Regions from separate parts of the Homo sapiens genome. Here region 1 is linked to region 2. Evidence: read pairs that join two places in POLR2A ChIA-PET (ENCODE). Cell type or tissue: Panc1. All regions are shown on one strand. Links, peaks and the distances in the headings refer to the core of each region. The heading gives the core; the rest is flanking DNA. Region 1 overlaps LINC01170 (long intergenic non-protein coding RNA 1170). Region 2 has its middle 400 kb from the start of LINC01170.

Region 1 (9,480 bases), core at 1,703-6,702, 330 kb after region 2:
TGGCCTCCCAAGGTGCTAGGATTATAGGCATGAGCCACCACACCTGGCCCAAATCTCCAATATTTTTATCTTAAATTCCTATATTCTGTATTCTGGATAGATCATTACTGACTATTCCTCTCCTTCAACATATTAATATTATTCATACTAGATCAGCTATTGGCATGCTAGTATTGTGAGGCAATGCCTTAGTCTTTTTTTAATAGCTTTACTAAAATATAATTCATATATCATGCAATTCATTCATTTAAGTATACAATTCAAAGCCTTTTAGTATATTTAGAGTTGTGCTTCCATCACCATAGTCCATTTTAGAACATTTTCACCACCCCAAAAAGAACTCCAACACTGCTTACACATGATTTCTCAATTCCCCTATTCCCACATGGCCCTAGGCAACCAGTAATCTTCTTTCTGTCCCTATGGATTTGCCTATTAAAGGCATTTAATATAAATGGAAACATACAATATGTATTTTTGTGTCTTTTTTTTTCACTTAGCATGATATTTCCAAGGTCCATTCATGTTGTGGTATGTATTAGTACTTCATTCCTTTTTATTGCCAAATAATATTCCATTGTGTGGATATACTACATTTTATTCATCCTCAGTTGATGGACATTTGGGTTGTTTCCACTTTTTTGGCTATTGTGAACAATGTAGCTATGAATACTCACGGCAAGATTTTACATGAACATATATTTTTAATTCTCTTAGGTATTATACTTAGGGTTGGAATGGGTCATACGGTAGCTCTAGTTTTTTGAAGAGCTGCCAAATTGTTTTTCAAAGTTGTTGCACCATTATAAATTCCCACCAGCAGTGCAAAAGGATTTTAATTTCTCCACATCTTGCCAACACTTGTTATTACCTGTCCTTTTGATTACAGCCGTCATAAGAGATGTGAAGTGGTATCTCTTGCTGTTTTGATTTGTACTTCCCTAATGGCTGATTGTCTTAGTTTGTTGCAGAAAATATTTCAATGACCCCCACTACAAGCCACTGCCTCTGAGAGTATCTTGCTGTGACTTCTTTTTTCTTCCTAGATGACTAACAGCCAATATAGGCTTTACTTCAGCAAGACAGCTATCCAAGAAGGTACTTTTTGGCCCAGATATTTGTGATAGCCTGTTACACATCATTTTTGCAATGGGGAAGAAGATAAGTAAGATATTAGGAATAACTTCTTCATCTCAAAGCAAGGGCATTAGGGAGGGCACGGAGGGAGGGTCTCAGAGGAAAAGTTGAAATCAAATTTCATCATTAATTCGCTATTTAGAACCAAACTTTAATGTTCTGTCATCAGTGATGTCAGTGATGTTATATTTACATGCCACTTATGTGGAAGGAGAGAAATAGAAGCTAAAAATGGTATCGAGAAAGCAGCATACGAGCCCTGCTTCTAACTTCTGTTCTTGATGGTTTTAAAAAAGCACTAACTTTAGGTTAAAATTTTTTAAGACAGAGAAAATGATTTCCCCATGGGGTTATTGTGAGGGCTAATTAAGATAAATTTGTTGAGCCTACTTGATAAACTTTAAAACACTAAGTAAGATATTATCTGACACTTATTAATAGTAAGAATAGCTCATATTTACTGAAAATTTGTTTTATGCTGGGGCTGGACTTCAAATCCACCCAATATAGTGTCTTTATGGTACTTAAAAAAAGAAATTCCAACCTCATGTAACAATTTTTTTTTTTTTTTTTGAGACGGAATCTCGCAATGTCGTTCAGGCTGGAGTGCAGTGGCATGATATCTGCTCACTGCAACCTCCACCTCCCGGGTTCAAGTGATTCTCCTGCCTCAGCCTCCCAAGTAGCTGGGATTACAGGTGCCTGCCACCATGCCTGGCTAAATTTTTGTATTTTTAGTAGAGATGGGGTTTCACTATGTTGGCCAGGCTGGTCTTGAACTCCTGACCTCATGATCTGCCTGCCTCAGCCTCCCAAAATGCTGGGATTACAGGAGTGAGCCACCGTGCCCGGCCTTAAGTAACAATTTTTTAAATTTTTATATTATTACACAATCTGTATCACTGGCTGAAGTCATAAATGGGCTTAAATGCTCACACATACCCCTATGTCAATGCACAACACAGCTAGTAGCACTCATACTCAATGTTCCCAACTGTTTTAGTCCATTTTCACACTGCCATAAAAAACTACCTGAGACTGGGTAATTTATAAAGAAAAGAGGTTTAACTGACTCATAGTTCCACATGGCTGAGGAGGCCTCAGGAAGCTTTCAATCATGGCGGAAGGTGAAGGAGAAGCAAACATCAACTTACATGGCGGCAGGAGAGAAAGAGAGCTAGCAACGGGAAACTGTCAAACACTTTTAAACAATCAGTTATCGTGAGAACTCACTCATTATCATGAGAGCAGTATGGGGGAAACTGCCCCCATGATCCAATTACCTCCCATCAGGTCCCTCCCTCGACACATGGGGATTACAGTTCAACATGAGATTTGGGTGGGGACACAGAGCCAAACTGTATCACCAACCTTGTAGATGGGGGAAGGGGTAGACATAGGGCCTCTCAATACAGCAAGCTTCCAAAAGAAACAACCTCAGGACAAAGTTGGGCAGGGCACAACCTCACAAACATCTGCATGCCAAGTGAGTATGTGTATGTCCTACCAAGTATGGGCATGGGTACACTCACATGTTTGGATTTATCACCTGGGTTCTTGCATATGGCTGCATCCATCTAGAGTTTTGATTGGGCTGGAAGGTCTAAGACAACCTCACTTCTATGTCTGGAAGCTCACAATCTGTTCACTCAGGCAAATCATTTCACCTATATATGACCGCTCATCCTTCAATAGGCTAAATTGGCTTCCTGTCATGGTGGTCTCAGCACACTGTTTCAAAAAAGCAAAGGCAGAAACTACATAGTCTTTGTAGATCCCAGAACTCACGCAACGTCACTTCTGCTACATTCATAGTCAAAGCCAGCCCAGATGCAATGAAGTGGAGGAATAGACTCTACCTCTTGATGTTATAAAATATTATATGTCATATTTATTGCACCCCACTCATATGCAGGAGCCATGCTTTACTTACAACAATGCCATGAGCTTACTGCAACACCATGAGAGCAACTATAATTTTATTCACTTTTTAGATTAAAAAATTGAGATCCAAGCTTAAAAGCACAGTTCTTGTGACACATCTGGGTTTGAACCCAAGTCTGTCTGACATGACACCTACTATTGAATCTAGAGATTTGAATTTTGCTTGCTATGATCAAAGCTCCTATGGAAATTTCTCTCTCCTCCATACTTCAATATGTCAGGATTCAACAAACTGTTTCCTTCAAGTATATGTATCCAAGAGATTCAGCTTCCCCTTTGGAAGATTTTAATGCCCTATCTCTGATCTCTAATTTTGCCCTTCCCCTAAAGTCTACTTTTCATTTATAGAAATGGATTATAATTCCGGCCAAATTCAATCTCAGAATCATGTGTAAATTTTTGAGAAAATATGAATTTTTCCTATTTACCTGAAAAGTTTATTTAATTTTTTAGGCTAATAGAGCAGATGCAGAGGTTCTATAGACTGGGCAATAATTTAGCCCTGGTTTTAATTTTGAGTCTTTTATTTATATTCGGATATACTTTGGTCACTTCAGTTGAAGTAATTTATTCAAAGTAGACTTAAATGTGAGAAGAAGGACCACAGAGAAAACATATCACCACCTTTGTGGAAAGATAGAAACAAGAGTAGATGAAGATTACAAGATCAGATTTATTTGAGTTGTACAAATGAATGGCAATTTGATCTTGGCCAAGTCATTTCACTAGTTTGGGCCCAAGTTTTTTCATCTCTTACATGAGAGAATGACACTGGATACCCTCTTGGATCTTTCAGCTCTGACATTATTTGATTCTAGTGCCAGAGCATAATTTCACCATATATACCACACATTTTTATTCCAAAACACATTGACATCATGTTAAATTAGGTTGACTCAAGTTCCTCATGTAAACAATTGTGGCTATTGCCAAAATTTGCTAACAAACAGAAAATAAGTATGTTTCAAGTTCTTTCCTTTAGTGCTCTGAGCACATTTTTGATGTGTTGAAAAACTGCAAGGTATTTCTGTATGCTGCTCTTTGACTCACCAGATCACCCCAAAAATATTTCACGGAACCTCTTTCCTATTTTTTTCTGGAACATCATCCAAAGTTGAACAGAAATATTTGAACAAGATGTCTTGATTTAAAAAAAAAAAATACATCTGTGTCAGAGAAAAAAGCAAACATACAAACTAGATTTTAATCTTTCTGTTTGATAAACCAAAGCACATTGATAAGCTCCTGCCAAGTAGTTGAAATGTATTATAAACGAACATAACTTTTGTTGGACAGTGTGCTAACTGAGCTGAAGACTATAGCCTAAAGACGTTTATAACTAGACAGAGACACCATAGGATATGGGGTTCGCAGGAAAAACCATGACTGAAACTGTGAAATGTTTTGGAAAGCAAGAATTCTAAACTATCATCTTCCCAGCAGATCTGATTACTCTCATGTGTTCTGATTTCACAGCAAACACTGATCCAATTGACATTTGGGGAGAAAGTTCCCCAAACAAATGATTAGTGGCATTCTTGGAAATATTTCTGGATTATGTATTATGAGAAGGCCTAGTATCATCATAACTCAAGTTTATATCCACTGAGTTTCTTTGACTAAAAGGAATCTTGAGTAAGGACATGAGCTCAGACCTTAACACACACTGCTCTTTGGCACGCAGACTGGTAACCACATGACCTTCACTAAAAGTCTTAACACCAGGCAGCTTAATCTAATGTGCAGTTGGATCCAGCATCTTGGAACTGTTTCTGTTCTTCCTGAATGTCCCACAGGACTCATCTGAACACAGAGCTCCCATCCCCTTTGCAAGTGACTTGATGTTTGAGATCAGCCCGGGATGTCAAGGAAAAAGTCTTCACAGTCCTTACCTTTTCTCCACACAAAGGCCAAAGGCCACTATAGTGTGACTGAGGATAGCATGAAGAGAAGGAAATCAGTATTGTCTTCACTAGAAGTTTCTCTTTGCCTTGCCTTGGCAGCTGGAGAGGCTAGCCTCCACAAAGGCTTTCTCTAATGTCCACCACTGTCTTTTATGTCAAATGCACCTATCCTTTCCTATCCCTTGACACAGCCTTTGACTCAGCAAACCTGCCAGTTACACTCCCCTAGCTGTCTTTTGCTCCTTACTTTAAGTATCCTAATTTTCTCTGACTCAATTTTCAATTAAAACTAATTTGCTCTCCCATCTGAAGAAGTGGTATAGGCATACTAGTTAGTGTATGTCATTCTTGTATTTCCCTCTAAGTCTTTAAGAAAGCTCATCTAGGTAGTAAATAATACACTTGACAAGAATTGTTCTTTCTCATGAAAAAACTTTCACTTTTACTAGGATAGCACTGCAGCTAGGCCTTGGGACTGAAAAAGGGAGGGATTTCCTCTACTCACAGGGAAAGTATTTGGAAACCTGGAGATAGGAGTAGTCTAGGCACAGCATACAACTGAGAAAGGAAATCCTCTGGACCCTGTCACCAGCAACACGGTCAAGCTTTGAAGAATTTGGGGGACGGGGACACAGATTCCTCCTTCTACACCTATATGCAGACAAAAAATGACAGCCAGGATCACAGCTTGGAAAATGGACAACGTGTTTTTTTCAGGGACAGGCCCCCTGATTTACAATGGATACCTGGCCAGCCCCTAACTTCAAGCAGTGCACAAGGAGCTCAACCCCAGGGAAGTTGGGCCATCTGGATTTCATCAGTGTCACACTGGGCAGCAGTATCAACAACAGCCACAAACAAAGACTCCTCCGTAGGCTGAGACAGATCTCAGGCATTTTCTTCTCTGCTCAAAGACTGGTAATCAGAATTGAACCTTTGGTCTCAGGTATAATTACTGCTCTTCTTGGGAATCATCAAGCGAAACCCCAGGGTGGAAAAATATGGCATTCCCTTGGTTACAGGAGACAAGGGCTCAGAGTCATTGAATTTAAATATTTAAGTTCCCAAGACTGGGGAAATTAAAAAAAAATTAATTTCAGAATATTGTCCTAGTACTGTTGAGCTGCTATGATAAAATACCTTAAACTGGATAGCCTAAATGAGAGAAATTTATTTCTTACAGTTCTAGAGGCTGGGAAGTTCAAGATCTAGGCACCAACAGATTTGGTGTGGGATGAGGGCCTGCTTTCTGGTTCATAGATGGTGGATTTTCATTGTGTCCTCACATGGTGGAAGGAGCAATCCTCAGGCCTCTTTTATAAGGGCATTAATCCCACTCACAAGGGTCCTACCCTCATGACCTAATCACCTTACAAAGTCCGCATGTCCTAATACCATCCCTTGAGGGTAAGGGATTCAACATTTGAATTTAGGAGAAACATAAACATTCAGACCATAGCACAGGGTAAAAGGGCTCAGAATCACTGAGTCTATATACATTTTCTACCCTAAACTGAAGAAATAAGGAATATCAATTTCATGTCTGTGGATTTTTGGATTGTCCAGCATCCATCTTCTTTCTATTACCACTCTAATTCCTTTTGAGAAATTACTTTTTTCCTATAAGACACAGTCTGATGGGACAGTAACCAGGGCCCATACCCTTCCCTACCCATGAGACTAGCACAAGATTGCAACTGGGCCTACTACTCTACTACCGCCCTTTCACTAGTATTCAAATCTGAGCGTAGGATCAAAGGGACTGGAAATGAATAGCATACACTCCATCCTCATGGACAGTTCCTGCTGTGGCCTCTAGAATGTCCTGCTTCTTTGCCCTCTGAAAAGGCCTTATTTCTTGTCACATCCCTAGCATGATCTTCTAGGCTCCTGGCTATTCTGTGAGCCTCAATATACTTCCACTAAATTCTCTCTAGCTTCAGTTAGCCACAGTTCATTTCCAGGCTTATAATCAAAGGCATGGAACTAATACACACCAACCTGTATACAACAACTAATAGTTCACAGAGCATTTACTCATTTTGTACCCTATTCCCTCCCACAACGCTCTGACACTAGTAGACCAGATATTATTCTCATTTGACATGTCTGATTTTTAAAAAATCTCAAAGGGTTTAAACAACAAGAAAGTGTGCCCCAGCTCAAGACTTTTGGTTTCACATCTAGTAACTCTTCACTGCAGTGAGATGTGTCACTCATCTGTTCCCCATAAAACAGCAAAAGGAAGACAAGCTAATTGGAAACACTCTCGCTCCTTTGCTAGCATTCATGTGACTAATATATCATGGGCCTCTTTTAAAATTTCCCTTTTAATGCACAGGGCTGTAGATGTAAAAACATTCTTTAATATACTGTAGCAATGTTCATGGAGCCAGACCACAACAGAGTGACGTATTTACATTTGGAAACATTGAAGGTGATGGCAAATTGGCTCTGATGGCACCTAAACTGCTGCCTTTTAAAGAAAAGATACCTAAGTCTGACATCACCGTAGAAAGAAATGACTTCCTCGAAACAAAAATATACATGCCAATTCCCTAAAAGAGCATGGACACTAATAAAGAGGAAGCTGAAAATAGGCCATGCATAGGCAATAAGTACCTGGGAGTTATTCTAACTATGGAGGATTCTAGACTTTTTCCTTTACTCATAGAAGGACTAATTTTAAAGCATCATTGAAACTTAATTGATCATTACAAGATTTGTCTGAAGCCAGTAATATTCTTTTGATATTTAAAATCAGTGGATAATTTGCCCAAAGTCACATTTTGGATCCTCGGCAATATTTGGTGCAGCAGGCAAATAGTTTAGTCTAAAATTATCACACTGAAAAATCACCCCAAAGCCTAGGACTTCACCCAACACCAGAACTGAACTATAAAATCAAGAGCTTGTGGTCTCAGCATCACCATTTAGACTCCTCTCTCTCAGAATAAGTGTTTCTCATAGAAAAATGAGAAAAAAAAACTCAGTTCCTGATATTGCCTGCTTTTCTGTCTTACACTATGTCTCAATTTAGAAGAAAGAATACTTCATAAAAATGCTTGATATATAAGCACTAAAGAAAAAGATATGACAGAAACCAATATATAAACATGTTGAGTTCATGGAGGCTTTAAAATATTTTATTTACATATAAAATGTCCACTTGTCAACATCTATTCTGGCCCTTTTATAATAAAAGATACCAGCTAGATAAAATGTATTTTATAAATAACAGCCATTTCATGACCTTATATGAAAAATCTAGGGACAATACTTCTATTTCAAAGGCTCCAAATTCTAAAATCAGATGGTCTTTTATGCTTGGGAAAATGTGAAAAAAATTTCCTCCTTAATAAAATGCATCTACATATACAATTGAACTATTTGAACCTATTGGTATCACTCATGCTTTGGTAATATTAACATATTAACTGACTCCACAGTTTGTTCACAGTTGAGTTGATTTGATATGCTTCTTAATTTTTACAAAATGGATTTATTGAAACAAAACTAAAATTTCTACAGCTCTAAAATATGTCAAAGTTTAAAACTGACCAGCACACAAAAGAAAGACAGGAAGTAAAGCAGAAAAGAATAAAAGGACTTATATAACCTTCAATGGTCACATAATTATATGGCATTCCAATAAGAATGTATCAAAACAACCATGAAAAGAGATCTATGAAACTGTTCTTTTTATTCTTACCTAGATAAAAAGCAGATTGAAAATAGTTTCTAGAGTGATGGTTGCGGAGCATTAAGTTCAATGTTAGGGCCACAGGTCAAATTTTGATGCCACTTTCTATCCCTCTCTCTTTCTCAATCACTTTCTCTCTCTCTTTTAAGAGATGGGTCTCACTATATTGCCCAGGCTGGCCTGGAACTCCTGGGCTCAAGTGATCCTCCTGCCTCAGCCCCACAAGTAGTTGGGATTACAAGCATGTGCCACCACACCCAGTTCTTTGGTACCTCTCTTAATTCTGTCTTCCTTTAGTGAATTTTCTTCTTCTAGTTTGGTGATTTGTTAATATTTTCATTGTTGATTTCTGTATATATGTTACTCCCTGTTGTAGGGCAAGCACATGGTTATAGTTCTTATGGATAACAACTACTCTTAATATGTAAGTCAAGCATTGTCAAAGCAATTAAAGTGTTTACAAAATCAAGCGACTAATTGTATGATGTTATTAGTGTTGACATAATTTTTGTTGTAATTCTCCTCTCAAAGAAAATTTTTGACACTTTTAAAGAATAGGTACGTTCATTTGCAGCTTTCTTATTCTCTCTTTATTAGAAAAAAGTTTTACAAATAACAGAGTACATAAATGTTTTTGGAATGTAAGTGAACCTTGCTTTATATGGGGGTCAGTGGGGTGAGAAAGAGGTAGTATCCACAATTTCCTTGTTTTCTATGACCTTTCCGTAACTCTCTGTTGTCTGCACATCTGACAGGCTCTATCTGAGCATCTAAGATGGTGAAGTAGATCAA
Region 2 (9,480 bases), core at 2,546-7,545:
ATTTACTGAATGTTTTCTCATTATACGTTTGTTTATTGGACATACATTCAGTAATCTCTCAGGTGCCAGGTTTTGCATCAGCATCTGTGATGTTACTATGTCTTCTAGAAAGAAAATAAAAATCCCAGAAAGAGCTTCAGATTCATTATCTTGTCCTCTACCCAGTGAGCTATCCAAAGTTTTGTAACTTTTGTTTAAAAAAGCCTTATGTCTGCTGGGAGTGAGTTTTCCAAATTTTCTGTGGGGAAAACCTTCCCATTATGAAAATTATTCTTCAAAGAAATTAAACTAGTTCTTTCTGTCTTGCAAGCCATTGTTAAAGAAATAAAGAAAACTCTAAGCCTAAGGCAAGCCCTAGATAACACCTAAAAATAGAGATTTTTTTGGCAAAAATAGAGATGTTTTTGGCATATTTAGAAGAAATTACAGAGAATATACTTCTTTGATCACCTTTCTTTGTTTCTACAGTGTTGGAAACTTGTAGAAACAAAAACCTACTTGAAAAACAAAACCTGTAAATGAGTTATTTCACTTAAAGGAAATGCAATTTTACCTAAAAGGAGTCTTTTTTTTTCCTTTCAGTGTAAGGCAAGAGTAATTTAATTTAGGAGGCTGTTAACCTCCAATGTAACAGATACATAAATCATATTAAAACCACCTTGGAATTTGTAGTGAGCAATGAAATAGATCCCAAGACCAATAAAAGAACTCAGCTAAGTGACTTATCTAAAATGTACACCAGGTAGCAAAGAAGAGGATTCAGGTTTAATTTAAAAGCAAATATCCAGTTTCCTTTTCCTATTTTTCTATATTTTCCTCTTCACTAAGATATAGTTTCAAAGTAATATTCTTGTTCTTTTTCATTATGCTTTCTTTCCTTTTATTTTTTCTTTCTCTTTTTCAGGCTGAGTTTGATGTAAGTTTGGAAGCTACTAAAAAGGGCTTAGGTCCATTTAAAAATTAAAACCAACTCTGCTTCTCAATTGTTTGATTAAAAATTTTGCCTGATTTAAGTTCACAAAATACTAATAGTATTTTTTGTATGATTATATTATACCAATTGTGTCATCTCAAATTAAAATTTTAAAATGCTATTTTAACATTTCATATAAAAGGAAATAAATTTAAGATTTGGAAACTTGACCAGAATACATGTAATACACATAATAAGAAATTATTCCTTGCAAGTCAAGGTGACATTCTGCCCCTAAAAAATTTTAAATAATTTACTTCATGTGAAAATAATGTAAAGAGTATACATTCCATAAGATACAGAGTAATCAAATACTGCATAACTTTGGTATCTCTCTTTCTCTCTTGATTTTTGCTATGTATCACTAGTAACGATATGTTTGTCAATGGAGCAAAATAAGTTTTAGGAATGATAGTACTAAATTAACATAGCCACTGGACATCTGCTTTTTATAATCTTGATGTCCTACATTATTAAGTTATCAATCTCTGAAATACAGTACTGTTGTCTGTTGCTAACAAAAAGAATATTGTACCAGAAAAGGGAGCATTAAACTATCCCAATAATTGGCATTTCAATAGCCAAAAAAATGCCTCTTGAATTTGCTTCTTACAGGTCTGAACATACTATAGTCTGGCATGAATTGACCCAGGAGTATCCTTGCAGTGTTGAGGTCTCTTCTGTTTACAAAATCTAAAACTGTAGAAAAAGAGCCAACTGGCTTGAAGGGGCAGCCATTGCTTCTATAGCTATGTCTTTGTGTCTTTATTCAGTCTTAATGCCTTTACAGAAAATAGTCCAATTTGGGACCTACAACTACAATAGTCCAATATGGGGCCTACAACTAGTTCCTGACCTCAGTCAAAGCAAATAAAATGTGTTTATTTACCAAAAAGACTTTTACTACTTGTATAAAATGCCCCCTTTGGGAAATAGGTACTGGGTAGATTGTTGAAAGTGAAGATGAATTAGTTTACTTTGGGACAGAATGTAGAGAATAAGATATGATGGCATATATTAGCCTTGGTAAAATCCCAGAGGAAAAGGACACAAAGAAGGGAGTGAAGCAGGAAGGCAGGGAAAGCAATAACAGGGATGGAACTATTATCTACCTGGCCACCCTGATAATAGTTACAGCTGATCACTGGAACATAACGGAGGTTCTGAGAGGCCACAAAACTATTGTGCCTCATGACAGTCTGTCTGTGGGAAAAGAGGAAAAGAACGTACATGTTGGTTTATTTTCATTCACTATTTATCGCTATATCCATATACTTCTCAATTTGTCACGAACTGCTGTAGTGTAGCTAGCATCCTCAGGGCTCTAGTTTGGCCAACATGCAGATGCAGGGACCAACACTGTGTGTGTGTGTGTGTGTGTGTGTGTGTGTGTGTGTGTGTGTGTGTGTGGTGGGAGTGGAGAGCAGTCTAAACCTGGATCCACATCTGCAAAAACAAGCACATGTCATTGCTAGGGCTGTGCCAGAAAGCCAAGCAAATGTGTTCATCTGTGGTCATGCGGAAATATACCCTGTACAAAGAATAAGTCTAGTTTGAGAAAGCTGATTACCTCAGGAAAGGTTAGTTACTTCCTCCCCTGTGTTTCTACAGCACCTAATATACACCAATATTAGTAATTTGAGCCCATTATATCATAACTATTTATGTGTGTGTGTGTCTGTCTGTAAAAGATGGTTAACTCCTTAAGTAGGGTAACCTTATTTCTGGGTTTGTACTCGATTCACTACAGTTTAGTTAACATTGGATAATTATTTTAATTCCTTCTTTTACTTTCAAAGTGTCTTTGTTTGGGTAATGAATTACAGGATCACTGTACTCATAAGATATAGTCATGTTTTATTCAATATTGAAAGTACATTCATGCCTAGTATAACATCTACATCATAAGATGTGTTTAATAAGAGTTTATAACCTTTTGAAAATGGAAATAGTGATAAGATTGAAGAATTTGAATAATTTAGAATGTTAAAAAGAGAAAATAGAGATATTGACAATATTTGCTAAATTTAAAAAATAATTGCTTTCATAGAATTTATTGGATAGAATGCAAAGATATTAAAATTTAAACACATCTGGTATGATTTTAATATTTGCTTACTGAGAGAATTACAAGAGGGAAATAATATTAGTTGATAAATAAGCAATAATAGCTACAGTGGTTGTCCTGTGCCAGACACTAGGCACTTTACATGGATCATTTCATTTCTGGCAGACATTGCTAATGCCTACCCAATTAATAGTCTGTTCTTTCCTAACAGGCCACTGATTTTGTTTGGGGCGGAAATGTGTCCAAACAAAAATCCCTTTAATGTTCTAGCCTCCACTGCAGCAAGTGGTAGCCATGAGACACTGTAATAGCTTCTGAGATGCAGTGGGAATCCAGCAAAAAGATTTCTGAAAAAGGTTTTGCTTCCTTAAAACAGGTAGATACTGGTTCCTTCTTGTCTTTCCTGCATAAAATGTTGATAATAGACTTTCAGGAGGAACAGCAACCTTGCAACCATAAATGTGAAAATCACACATGAGTACATGCTACAGTCTTGGGCTGCCAAATTCTAGGCTTCTTCTTATGTGTGAGAAAGAAATCCCTAACTCTTCAAGCCAATGTTAATTGCATTTTCTGTTGTCTACACCATTTCCAAAAGATACATTATTTACTTTTTATAATATCACTATGGAGTATTAGGTTGAATCATATGAAATACTGATCTATGAAAATGGCAATTGAATTAATTCATTTTTCATAATTAATTTAACAAATATTTATCACACATCTACCATGGGCCAGGAACTAGCACATGCTAGCAAACTAGAAAAAGTCACCCTTATTTTAAAATGTAGTAATGAAATATTACTGTAGACCCTGATATGGTTTGGCTGTGTCCCTACCCAAATCTCATCTTGAATTTCAGTTCCCCACATGTTGTGGGAGGAACCTGGTGGGAGATAATTGAATCATGGGAGCGTTACCTTCATGCTGTTCTCCTGATACTGAGTGAGTTCTCATGAGATCTGATGGTTTTATAAGGGACTTTTCTCCCTTTTGCTTGCCACTTCTCCTTCCTGTCACCTTATGAAGAAGGACATGTTTGCTTCCCCTTCTGCCATGATTGTAACTTTCCTGAGGCCTCTCCAGCCATGTGGAACTGTGAGTCAATTAAACCTCTTTCTTTTATAAGTTACCCAGTTTCAGGTATGTCTTTATTAGCAGTGTGAGAACGGACTAATACAACTCCCAAATTCATAAAACTGGAACCATAGTTAACTAAACCAAAAGGATAATGACCTGAATATAAAAGTCAGATATGATAGGATGAATATTATACAGATGTATTAGTTGAAGCCAAACAGATAATTGCCTTTCAACATACATTTGGGAACAATTTGAAGTTTAGTATCATGTATAGTGGCTGTTATAAAGTTGAGAAAATTGGAGCTCTGTAAACACAGGAAAAATAGAATAGGGTAATTCCTCTAAGAGATTGCAGTTTAAAAAGAGGAGGCCAAGATTCAGGATCCATTGGTGAGCTGCTTTAGTTTCTCTACAATTTCTGTTTAAAATGTAGGCCATGGACTTTGGACAGCAGCTTCAATCTGAGTTTATATCCAAGTAATTTTTTTTCTTGCCAAGAACAACCAGACTTGGCAGGAAATGCTGACACACAAGCGTCAGTTCCCCAGCAGTACCAAATCTATCTTCTAAGAACTGTGGTCAGACACCGTAATGAGGCTTTCATGGGGAAAAATAATAGTTCTTGACCTGACACCTGAAAAACTAAACAAAACAAAAGCCAAAAAAAGTTACTTTAGTCGATTCTAAAAATTCATTTTAGTTGGAAGGATTCCTCTTTAGTTTTTCTTTTTATTTTCCTAATATGTCTCCTGTAAAAAAATCTTGATTTGAGAAGCAAAGTATACTTTCCAAACATCTAGGCAGAAAGGCTACTCTAATGGTGTGTTTTATCAAACAATTACTTTGTGATATGCACACCACAAGATTTAACTTGAAAGTTGGGGATAAAATTCAATTTTGCTTTGCAAGATTTTTGAGTATTTCCTAGTAAGAAAGCATGCCATTTTGTCTTCACATCTTGAGGAACTGGAAAAAAAAAAAAAGCGTCAATGAGAACATTGAAGGTTTTCACTAAATAATATTAAATAACGTTTAAATGGTGATTTCCTATCTCTATTTATGGTTCAGGCCTTCTAGCTTGCTAATTCCAAGTAACAGGATCCTTTGGTAGATAAGATGGGTGTTGAAATGCCTCTTTTCCCCAGCAGAGTATACTTAATTAGGTGTTTTCTGCTTGTGTTGAGGTTATTAGCTCATCAAAAAAGTACTGATATTTTCTGGGGGGAGCTTAGGGTGGCTTTGGGTCCTGGTCTGCCTGACTCCATCTTCTCCAAAGAGAATATATGTCCTGCATGAAGGGACCTGAGGAACTTATGATCCTGTTTTTGTCAGGTGGCATAAGGATGGAGCTGATACGAAAGTGCTGGGGAGGGAAGAGCGTGGTCCCTTTAAATAATATGAGAAGGGGTAAGGGAAGTGCTGAGGTGAGGAGATTGTGGTCCCTGGCTAGGGTTCCACCCCCATGGACCTAGGTGAGGACAGGCATTTCCTGCCCAAATGTTTTCCCAAGACCATGCTGGCCTTCCATGCCCCCATCCTGTGCCTATAAAAACCCAAGACCCTAGTGGACAGACACACAAGTGGCTGAACATCGTGAGAACACAGCGGCAGAAAAAGACACAAGTGGCTGGTCCTCGAGAGGAGCACCCCAGCAGAAGAGCATGCCGACAGGCACTGGCATGCCGGCAGGCCATCAACCGGTGGGATGAGGCCAAGTTTGGTGGGGGCAGTCAAAGAAGAGCTGGGGCCACCAAGCAGCCCAACTCCAGGGGAAAACCATCTCCCTTCTGGCTCCCCAGTTGGCAGATAGCTACTTCCACTCAATAAAACTTTGCACTCATTCTTAAAGCCCATGTGTGATCTGATTCTTCCAGTACACCAAGGCAAGAACCCAGGATACAGAAAGCTCTCTGTCCTTGCAACAAGGTAGAGGGTCTAATTGAGCTTGTTAACACAAGCCACCTATAGGCAAACTGAAAGAGCACCCTGTAACACATGCCCACTGGGGCTTCAAGAGCTATAAAGATTCACCCCTAGACACTGCTGTAGGGTTGGAGCCCCACAGCCTGCCCATCTGTATGCTCTCCTAGAGGTTTGAGCAGCTGGGCACTGAAGAAGTGAGCCACACCCCCATTGGATGCCCTGTGAAGGGGACAAGGGAACATTTCCCGTTTCAGAGCCAACATAGGAATAAGAGATAACAGCAGCCACAGATAATCATGTATTAAAGAAAGATTATTTCTTTTTTTAAAACAAATTATTTAACTCTTAAAAAAACAACAAAAATGAATCCTGTAAGGGCTTTCAGAGCTAATGATGAATAAGCTCCAGCTCATGAAAAACTGTGTTCCAACCAAGCAGTCTACTGAAAACAAGTGCTTGGATTTCATCATAAACTAAAAGAAGAAAAACTAAAAACAAACAAAATCCTTGGTTTATTTTGATAATGAAAATAAGGAAAATTTATAATTAAATAAATGTTATGCATGCTCAAAAGTATGAAACTTTTAAAAGCTGGTTTATTTCTAACTATAAGGGAAATATATGTTGACTGTGGAAATGCTGGAATACATTGAAACATACAAAGTAGAGTCCCCATAAACTGCTAACAAACAATATCTATTATTTAGAACTTTTGCTCTGTGTGTGTATGTATCTATATGTATTTTCTTCTTTTTAGGTTTGAATATATGTTAATAAAACTTGTACATATATTTAGTATAAAAGCTAATACTGCAATTATATCTTTGAACCCAATGCCATATTTTTAGAATTTTTTTTTATATCCAAGCCCTTTTTTCTCAAAAGCGTAATTTTGATGTTGCAGAGTATGGTAGACAGACTTTAAGCGTAGCCCACATTATCCCCACCTCCTGGTGTTTGCATTCTGGTGTGCTTTTTGAGTTTGAGTGGGACCTGTGACTTGCTTCTAACAAATAGAATATGTCAATTTGATAGGACGTGCAAGATCACTTGTATATGAATGACATTATATTACATCAAATGAGAGTACCCATCTTTCAGGAGTCTCTCTCTTTCCCTTGCTGGCTTTGAGGAAGCAGATGGTCATGTTGAGAATCCCTACATAGCAAGGAACTGCAGGTGACCACTAGTGGCTGAGGATAGAATTCCAGCTGACAGACACCAAGAAACTGAAGCTCTTAGTCCTATAGCTGCAATTCTGCCAACAGCCTGAGTGAGCCTGGAGCAGATCCATCCCCAGTCAAGCCGCAGATGACACTGCAGCCCCTGTCAGCATCTTGGTTGCAGCCTTGTGATATTCTAAGCAAGAGACCCAGCTAAACTCTGCCTGCACTCTTGACTCACAAAACTGTGAAATAATAAATGTGTGTTGTTTTAAGCTACTAAGTAATATTGTTACATAGCAGTAGTAATATTAAAAGTACTTCATCCTAGGAATATGTTATGATTTATTTAGCCAAGCACTTATTAATAAGGCCAGTTAGATTGTTTCTAATTTAAAAATTTTTATAAGTCTGTGATAACTATTCTTGTACATACAAATTTTTAGTTAAAAAGTGATCAATTTTGTGTGCATTTATTGTTTTTAAAATTATATGCTGAGTCCTGATATATTTACCTAGATACATATTTCCTGTTTGCTGATGGATATCTTCCAGGACTTCTAAACTGATGAAAATACAAAGATAAGCAATATACTGAATAAGAACATGGGATTGCCTAGGAACTCTCAACGTGGATAGCATCTAGGTATGCTAGGAGAAAGTTTGCTGAATGAATGTACAGTAATCTCCCTAGGAACTTATTATCCAAAGAAACAAATGTATTTTTAAAAGCATTCCACATAAAATACACTTGAGATTCAGTTTAATAGGGAACAGGGACTTTTTCGCCCCATAGGCCCATAGGCTTAATTGGCCCAATTGATCATTGCATTTCTCTTTTCAGCCTTATACATTTTTCTTTAAAGATCTGCAAAAGCTATAAAACTTTAGGTATCCCATCCTATAAAATTAATTTCTAATTCTACATAAGAAATGTATAAAAGATGGCTCTGAATGCTAAATGCTTATGAATATTTATAATGCAAATAACTAATAGAAATGCATTTTCCCCCCTTTTTTGGTCAGACAATTGTAGGAATTGACTGTAATTACCGACATAAATGAAGATTCATGTCAGCACTATCATACTTATGCTAATTGGAAAAGCCTGGACTACTTTAAAAATTATGATTTACTTTTGGGACTTCTATCCAAGCCTGTCCAAGTATTCAAAATCAGGACTAGCCTATGCAAACCTACAGGGGACAGATGGGCAATTAATGAGTGGGAAGGATGAGGTGAGGGCTGGCAAGATTCAACTGGAGAATCCTGGCTTCATCTAATGCAGGCAGCTACCATGCAGCATACATGGAAGTGGGCTGAGGATTGGCAGATCTTTGAATTTTTCAAGACAAAGCTAGGAGATTTCGATTTTTTTTTGGTGATTTTTAAAAATTTTTTTAATGTGCTACAAGCCAAATAAAACATGTCTACATGCTGGATTCAGTCAACAGACTGCCTATTTGTGACCCATAGTCTTAGTATTTATTTCTTAAATATGACAATAATTGTATGCCTATTTAGCAACTGAGGGGAAAAAGAGAGTGAAACTGGGAATTAATAAGAGCAAACTTGCAAAAAAGGATTGCCAGACAGGCATAAAACCAATAAATCAATTTATATGATTGGCTTAATGTACTATCCATAGGAGATCAGATTGTCACCGAAGGAATTTGTCCTGAAATTCACAAATGATGTAAATTTTAGAACATGTGCTTATGAAGATTTTTTTTTTGATCCAGCTCCTGCAGGAGAGATGATTTTTATCAACATGGTTTTTGGTGGAATAAACCTTACAGGTAAATATGTAGAGAATTAATTATTCAAAAAGAAGAAATGAAAGCAATAAATCATATCAAAAAAGGTTCTGATAATGCTATACCTGGTTGTCATGAATGTAGGCAAACAATTAGCAGACATTCAGCTCTGCTTTCCAAATACACAGTGTTTGATCATTGAACTAGACAGTACTCTCTTTGGCAAAGCTCGCTCTGCATCTTGAATTTCAAAAGCATTGAAGTAACCTTATGAGCCAGCTTTCTTGAAAGAGCTCTCCCATAGTGGACATAAAAAATGCAAAATGTTCTATGAAAATATGCTCTCAGAGCTACATGATACTACATCCAGCGAAACTAAAGTTCTTCTAATATAAGCAGGTCAGGTTATAATGTTCTCTTAATTTTAGCAGAGATCTTGCTTTTTATAACTTGCTATGTCAATATCTTTGTTAATTCACATCTTAATTTTAGCTAGTCTAGGAAATTAGA

The links. ChIA-PET counts read pairs that join two places held together with the same protein. Peaks named below come from ENCODE experiments on the same cell type or tissue, not always from the same donor. Only the 100,000 strongest peaks of a DNase experiment are listed, where the experiment ranks them.
Region 1: POLR2A ChIA-PET joins it to region 2 with 6 read pairs; 1 of 35 experiments calls an interaction of 5 or more read pairs at or near these places.

The regions. Positions count from the first base shown.
Region 1 is chr5:124,366,850-124,376,329 of GRCh38, forward strand. The region is part of intron 4 of LINC01170 (long intergenic non-protein coding RNA 1170); the gene reads right to left. Among named protein-coding and RNA genes, the nearest start is that of LINC01170, 67 kb to the right of the region's middle. In Panc1, for the core only: no CTCF peak of the experiment used is centred there; no DNase peak of the experiment used is centred there; H3K27ac peaks cover 946 bases.
Region 2 is chr5:124,036,365-124,045,844 of GRCh38, forward strand. No RefSeq gene overlaps it. Among named protein-coding and RNA genes, the nearest start is that of LINC01170, 400 kb to the right of the region's middle. In Panc1, for the core only: a CTCF peak has its summit at 7,236; no DNase peak of the experiment used is centred there; H3K27ac peaks cover 562 bases.